Linked DNA regions of Homo sapiens: region 1 is linked to region 2. Evidence: chromatin contacts called from ENCODE Hi-C or POLR2A ChIA-PET data. All regions are on one chromosome and are shown on one strand. Each heading gives the region's core, a stretch centred on a gene start or an enhancer-like site at or near the end of the contact. The rest is flanking DNA. Distances are from core to core; before and after follow the strand shown. Region 1 overlaps KREMEN1 (kringle containing transmembrane protein 1). Region 2 overlaps KREMEN1 (kringle containing transmembrane protein 1).

Evidence for each region. A loop is a pair of places that touch in the nucleus more often than their neighbours do. ChIA-PET counts read pairs that join two places held with the same protein, here RNA polymerase II (POLR2A). Pooled maps may share reads with other maps.
Region 1: a loop to region 2 is called in a map of astrocyte of the cerebellum, with 5 times the contacts of the local background. The contact joins two enhancer-like sites. A Hi-C loop is called at or near these places in 1 of 168 maps with a recorded cell type or tissue (astrocyte of the cerebellum), 1 of 37 single-sample maps with no recorded cell type and 3 of 50 pooled maps. POLR2A ChIA-PET finds 5 or more read pairs at or near these places in 10 of 52 experiments (AG04450, BJ, GM10248 and 7 more).

Annotation. Positions count from the first base shown.
Region 1 is chr22:29,127,259-29,130,964 of GRCh38, forward strand. All of the region lies in intron 5 of KREMEN1 (kringle containing transmembrane protein 1), which reads left to right. Among named protein-coding and RNA genes, the nearest start is that of KREMEN1, 56 kb to the left of the region's middle. RefSeq lists a silencer at 1,742-1,950. Within about 2 kb of position 2,418, at least 4 of the 41 ENCODE cell types and tissues checked have a DNase peak (open chromatin) inside an H3K27ac peak, as active enhancers do.
Region 2 is chr22:29,091,539-29,095,226 of GRCh38, forward strand. It overlaps KREMEN1 (kringle containing transmembrane protein 1), which reads left to right. Exons shown (of 9, transcript NM_001039570.3): 2 at 2,720-2,882. Among named protein-coding and RNA genes, the nearest start is that of KREMEN1, 20 kb to the left of the region's middle. Within about 2 kb of position 2,297, at least 7 of the 41 ENCODE cell types and tissues checked have a DNase peak (open chromatin) inside an H3K27ac peak, as active enhancers do.

The sequences.
Region 1 (3,706 bases), core at 1,168-3,667, 36 kb after region 2:
TACTGCTAAGAAACCACTAGAGAGGTGCTAGAGAGGAAAGAGGAGTAGTGTGAGGGTTTACTACCTGTTTTTTGACTTTAAATAGAATGCAGTGTCAATTAAAAAATGGAAAATGAGTGTCCACAGATATATGGAGAAATTGGAACCCTCATACATTGCTGGTGGGAATGTAAAATGGTGCAGCTGCTTTGGAAAACAGTCTGGCCAGCCTGGCCAACATGGTGAAACCCCATCTCTACTAAAAATACAAAAATTAGCTGGTTGTGGTGGCACACGTGCCTGTAATCCCAGCTACTCGGGAGGCTGAGGCACAAGAATCACTTGAACCCAGGAGGTGGAGGTTGCAGTGAGCTGAGATAGCGCTCTGCCTGGCGACAGAGCGAGACTCCATCTCAAAAAAAAAAAGTAAACAGTCTGGCATTTCCTCAAAACGTGAACAGAGAGTAACTGTATGACCCAGCAATTCCATTCTTAGGTATATACCTGAGAGAACTGAAAACATGTTTCCACAAAAAACATACATACCAATGTTCCTAGCAACATTATTCATAATAGCCAAAAAGCGGCAGCAAACCAAATGTCTATCAGCTGATGAATGGATAAACAAAGTGGATATCCATATGATGGAATATTATTCAACCATAAAAATAAATAAAGTACTGAGGCATGCTACAACATGGATGAACCTTGAAACCATTATTCTAAATGAAAGAACCAGATGCAAAGGGCTACATATTTTATGATCTCATTTATATGAAATGTCCAGAATAGGCAAAGCCACACAAATGGAAGCCAGATTCCGGGTTGCCAAGGGCTGGGGGAAGGGGAAGAATATGGAGTGACTGCTTAATAGGTACGGATTTTCTTTTTAGGGTGATAAAAATGTTCTGGAATTAGGGATGATGATTGTATAACATTGTGGATATACTGAATACCACTGATTCATATATAGATAGTCCCCAACTTAGGACAGTCAACTTATGATTTTTCAACTTTGCAGTAGGTTTATCAGGGTATTAAATGCATATTTCACTTTGATATTTTCAATTTACAATGAGTTTATCAGGACATAACCCCATTATAAGTCAAGGAACATCTGTACTTTAAAATGGTTAAAATGGTGGATTTTAGATCAAGAAGAAATAGAATGTAGTTTTTATAAGACAGTCTTTGAATTAGTACATTTTTATTGGGCATCTGCTGTGTGGTAGATAAAAGTATGTTTTCTTTAGTATAGTGCCTTTACTGGAGGTGTCAAGCAGAAATAATCTGGATTAAATTGTAAATGCAGCACTATGGAAATAGTCTCTAAAGTGCACACCAAGTAGCATCTTTGGTACTACTAGGAAAGAGTACTGGCCCTCACATAAAGGTGCACTGAAGTGAATTAATTATAACAACAATTATTGCTATTTACTGAGTGCTTGTCATGTGCTAGACTTGATGCCAAGTGCTTTTGTGAATTTTATGTTATTTAATCCTTGTAGCAATCCTGTTGATAAGAAAACTGTGGATCAAAAGATGAAGTAATTTGTCTATGCTAGTAAGTGCCAGAGCCAGGATTCAAACCCTGGTTTGCCACATTTGAAATTTTTCTATTTTCAGCAGCTAGAATCCCTTTTATTAACAATAGTAAAAATAGATCATAATAACGGATCCAGTTTTATGCTTTAAAGTTATATGAACAAAGTATGCCCAGTTCTGATTATTCCCACATTGGCCCCTTGTGCAGCTCTCCAGAAGCTGCCCTTCCTGGCTTGCATTTGCTCAAGGACTAAGAAGGCTGGCATTCTGAGAGGCTGCTCACGCCATCCTCCAGAGGCCCAGATGCCTGTGGTCTACAGGACCCCTGACAGCAGCCAGTTCTGTAACTCACACCCCATTGCTCTGCTGAGAAAGGTACAAAATGCAGCACTGTATAAATAATCTCTAAAGGTGCATCTAGAGGCCGGCACAGGGGTGCACACCTGTAATTCTAGGCTGGAGGCTGAGGCAGGAGAATCGCTTCAACCCGGGAGGTGGAGGTTGCAGTGAGCCGAGATCACACCACTGTACTCCAGCCTGGGCGACAGAGTGAGACTCCATCTAAAAAAAAAAAGGTCCATCTAGTAGAGAGTAAAATAGTTTGAACAGCTCAAGTACCGCCTCATGGAAATCCTTATGACTCATTGAACAAGGCTGAGCACTTTGGAAATGGTGACCACAGACTGTCCCATGATTTAGGAGGGTGAAGATGTCTCCCTAAAGATATTGGAGAAGTTAGATGGTGAGAAACGACCAGGTTACAGTCTGTCTCCCAGAACATGAGGCCCTGCTACCAGTGTGGCTCGCATGTGGGTCTCAGTCAGAGTGTCAGCGACATCTTCCTGTCCTCTGCTGATTAGAGGAACACCCAGGCTCCTCTGCAGTAGAAGTACTCAGGCTGTGTTTGCTCTTTGGCAGACAGACGACGGGGCTAGTGGGGGTGGAGGGTGAGGGGCAGCTGGCAGAAGCTGTCTGCTCAGTCATCACTGCCACATCAAGTAATTTGTCACAGACTCTCTGGCTGATTTTTCAGCAAGCTCATGGACTTGGAGAGGTCACAGAGGTGAGCTGTGTACTGTGGGCAAGCACAACACTGACGGGGGCTTCATAGCCTCTGCTACCCCTAGGGATTATAATTTATTGAATTAACATAACCAAACAGAAGAACATGTAGGCCAGAGTCAACAGTGGGTTACAGGAACTACCCAGGCTAGCCTGTTGGGACTCCCTTGGCTTCTAGGCCCTGAAGGGAGGGGTCAGTCATCTGGATTGGACCTTATTTTGTAGCATTAGTTGAACATTTATCATTGACAGGAGCCTGTGCTATTCACTTTACATGCGTTGTCTCCCTTAATTCTCACAGTACTGTGAAGCAGGTACTGTTATGCTTATTTTACAGATGAGAAAACTGAGGCTCATAAAAGTTCAGTAATCTGCCCAAGGTCCCACAGATAAAGATCCTGCCTTCATGGAACCTTTATTTTAGTGGGAAGGGAAGAGATTAATTGTGAAAGTGATTGGTCTAAGGATGGGTAGGATCTGGCTCCTGGGACTGTGTTAGCAATTGCATTTCATAGACTCTAAGATGCCTCAATTCTGAGGTGCAACATTATTTTATACACCATTAAGGGAAAAAGTATTTCCAGTTTAACAATGACATGCATTGACTAAAAGATACATCCCAGTTTAAAAGATTAAAGTGTATCCCTTAGAGTTGATGAAATATGGTACCAGCCTTCTTTCTTGGGTGCCAAGAAAGAGTAGAATCTTTCCATCCTGAGTGGAATCTGATTCATGGCTGGGACCCATTTGGCTAAGGTTTGTTTCCTGAGACATGCCCATTATCATTCCTGTCTAGAAGTGGAGCACTCAGCTGGGGTTCCGGGAAGCTGCCTGTCATGACTAGTGCCTGAGGCTTCTTCCCAAAGAAATGGACTCAGCTAGTATCGAGAAGGAGCAGGAAGATTGAAGAGAATCACAGAAGGCAGGAGGACACCGGCCCCCTGCCATGGAGGGCTTGCCCAGGTCTATCCTGGGCCCTCCACTCACCCAGATTGTATATGTCGGGCTAATCTCTCCTTCAAAAAATAAGGTCTTGACTACTATATTTCAAGTTTCCTGTTGGATTATCACTGAATTTTAATAATCCATCATAAAGATCATCTGTTCTCAAAACTGCTGA
Region 2 (3,688 bases), core at 1,047-3,546:
AGCAATTAAAATTCTAGCAATTGGCAAGGGTTGGCTGATGTTCTTAGAATCATCTAGTCTAGTGGTTCTCAAACCTGATTGCTTAACAGAACCACCTGGGCTGCCTTTCAGAAATACAGGTTTCAGGTCCTGCTCTAGCTCTGGGATTGGGATAGAGCTCTGGTGTGTCTGGTGTGGTACATACCACACACATTGTCTCTCTCTCTCTCTTTCTCTCAGATCACATATATTTCTTGTGATAGTAAGTGTTGTGAAGCAAACAAAGGGCAGAAAAATAGGAGTAAAGATGATGAGAAGGGCTTTCTGAGAAGGTAGTGTTCAGTCTGTGATGGGAAGTATTAGGGGAAGAACATTTTGGGCAGGAAATAGCATAGTGTGTTCACAGAATTAAAAGCAGACCAGTGTGGCCGAAGCACAGCGAGTGAGTAAGGGAAGAGCTCTGCTTCATGGGAGGAAGGGGCTGAGGCTGCATCACAGAGGCCTTGCAGACACCGAGGAAGAGTCTGAGTTTTGTTTTGAGTGCCATCATTCTTTTAAGAACTATGGAGAATGGATTGTGAGAGAACAGAAGTGGAAGCTGTGAGACCCAAACTGTTCTCTGATGATAAAGGGGACTATACTGGTGGCATCAAAGATGGAGAGAAGGCAGTTTCAGGGTGTATGTTTTAGGGAAGTCAACAGGACTTGCTGACGAATCGGAAGTGGAGTGAGGGAGAGAATGGGAGAAGCAAGAATGATGCTGAGGAGGGTCCATTAGAGGCAGTATAGGGTGTGGTCGAGTGCCCAGCTCCCTTATCTGTAAAATGGGGTACTAAGGTACCTCTCTGGGTTGGTGGCAAGTTGACATTTGTGAAGCACTTAGACAGAGTTTGGCACATGGTAAAACACTGTGTAAATATTAGAAGTGATTTGGATGATGTTTATTCATCCAAGGTCGCACAGCTGGTCAGCAGCAGGTCCAGGACAAGAAGCCAAGGCTTAGTCTCTTGGTTTAGTGCATTTTATGCGACACTGAACTGCCTCCTTCAATTTATGCCTCCTTTGAACTTATTTGTGCAGACTCTTGGTAGAGGGGTTTGGTCCTTATGGTACACGAAGAGTTGCACTTATCATAACACATGAGCATTGCACCAAACATGATAAATTGTTAGGGTTGGTGGGGTGTGGTGGCTGACACCTATAATCCCAGCACTCTGGGAGGCCCAGGTGGGTGGATCACTTGAGGTTGGGAGTTTGAGACCAGCCTGGCCAACATGGTGAAACCCTGTATCTACTAAAAATACAAAATTAGCTGGGCATGGTGGTGGGTGCCTGTAATCCCAGTTACTAGGGAGGCCGAGGCAGGAGAATCGCTTGAACCTGGGAGGCGGAGGTTGTGGTGAGCCAAGATTGCAACACTGCACTCCAGCCTGGGCAACAGAGTGAGACTCCATTCAAAAAATAAAAATAATAAAAAATAAATTCCTAGGGTTTCTTGCATAGGTGGACATTCAGATTATTTTGGCTATCCATAAAATGGTGCCATTCCAGACAAAACACAGGGCCTGGATGGTCAGAGGAAGGAGGTGCTGGAAGAGAGATGTTCTGTGGATAGTTTGAAGTATTAAAAGAAATATCTGCCAGAATGTGTTCATGTTGTTCACACGCTTAGACTGGAGTAGGCACATGGATGACAACAGGAGATGGCATTAAGAGTCCTTAATACTGGAAGTTATAGGTCAGTGCATGCCAGGAGAAGGAAAGAAATGCAGCTAAGAATGCTAGTGTAACTCCCCCAGGTTGTCAGTTTTCTAATGATATATCTTAAAGAAGTGTTTGAAGTGCTTCTGTCAGTTTCAACTAAGCTAATTTTAAAAAATTGTTCTTTGTACTGTGCCTGTCTCATGAACCTCTTCGAGTTTAATGCATGCAATATGTGGGTGAAAATCCTATCAGCCTCAGTCCCCATCCCCCAAAGTCTGAGAAGCAGATTTTAGAAACACATTGTTGCACCTGTGAGGATTTGTCATTTTATTAAATTGGACCTGAGACCATTTTCAATGTGCCTCATCAAAAGAATTTCAGAAAGAGGTGAGAGAAAATGCCAGCCCGGCCCTTCCTCCCTCATGTTGACTGTCTGTTTTGTTCCACCTCTATCTCAAACAGCATGGGGAGGACTGTTCTTCATTACCAGGGAATGTGAGTCATTCCCAGATTTGTGTGATTGGGATTCCAAAGCATTGCTGTATCCGATGATCTTATTAAATCCAAGTGTCAGTGCAGCCTTTCAGACTGTAGGGAAGAGCTCAGTTACAGCTGGTGACCTGGTTCCAGTTACCACACAGAGCCACTGGCGAGAGCAGTGACCCCCTCAGAGTATCCAGAATTCCACATGGATGGCTGTTACCAACTGTTCCCAGATTTAGGGGTTTCCTGGTTCACTTCATGGGCTTCAGTACACTTCAGCTCCCTGTTTATTTCCTAGTTGGGATCTGTATACTTTAGGGGAAAATGTTCTAGTGTCTGTAGACAAGCTAGTGCCAAGATTAGCCTAGCTTTTTGAGGGTACCTTGTTTCAGATTTATTCAGCCCCAGAAGTGTTAACTGCACTGTGTCCAGGATCTAGCAAGACACTATCCATTTCCAGCTTGGTCCAAACAAAACAAAACATCAACCAAAGAGGGAGGAAACCATGAATGTTGCCAGAAAATTAGTTTGCTCTGTCTTTTTTTTCTTCTAGAGTGTTTCACAGCCAATGGTGCGGATTATAGGGGAACACAGAACTGGACAGCACTACAAGGCGGGAAGCCATGTCTGTTTTGGAACGAGACTTTCCAGCATCCATACAACACTCTGAAATACCCCAACGGGGAGGGGGGCCTGGGTGAGCACAACTATTGCAGGTAAGATGGGGCCACTCAGTACTTTAAAAAGATAGATATATATCTAGTCTCTTCTTCCAACCCCTTTCATCCCAGCTCACAACTAGGGGAAGTCTTTTGACCAACTCAAGAGACTTATCTTGTCAGTTTTAAAAATATTTCTTTCACACCTTACACACACACACACACACACACACACACACACACACACACACAATTTACCACTCTTTTTTTTTTTTTTTGAGACGGCGTCTCGCTCTGTCGCCCAGGCTGGAGTGCAGTGGCGCGATCTCGGCTCACTGCAAGCTCCGCCTCCCGGGTTCACGCCATTCTCCTGCCTCAGCCTCCCGAGTAGCTGGGACTACAGGCGCCCGCCAACACGCCCGGCTAATTTTTCGTGTTTTTAGTAGAGACAGGGTTTCAACCGTGTTAGCCAGGATGGTCTCGATCTCCTGACCTTGTGATCCGCCCGCCTCAGCCTCCCAAAGTGCTGGGGTTACAGGCGTGAGCCACCGCGCCCGGCCAATTTACCACTCTTTTCAACATGGGTTGTTTTAATGCTGGCTTTGAAAGCTCTGCTTTTCTGTCTGATCACTTCCTTGTCTCTTTGGGAGGGTTTTCTTAGTTAGCCCTACCACCAGTGGACAATACACAGTTAGCAGAGCAGCCTACACTACCGAGAATGTCGTGGTCAGACAGCACCATGTGTGACCCAAATCTCCCTCTGCTTCTGAGCAAAGGAAGCTGCCTACATTGTTGTGCCTCCGGCCAGCCCAGGATAACCTTGCTCTGGGAACAGCTGTATCCATCAGATGTGTGCCATTTAC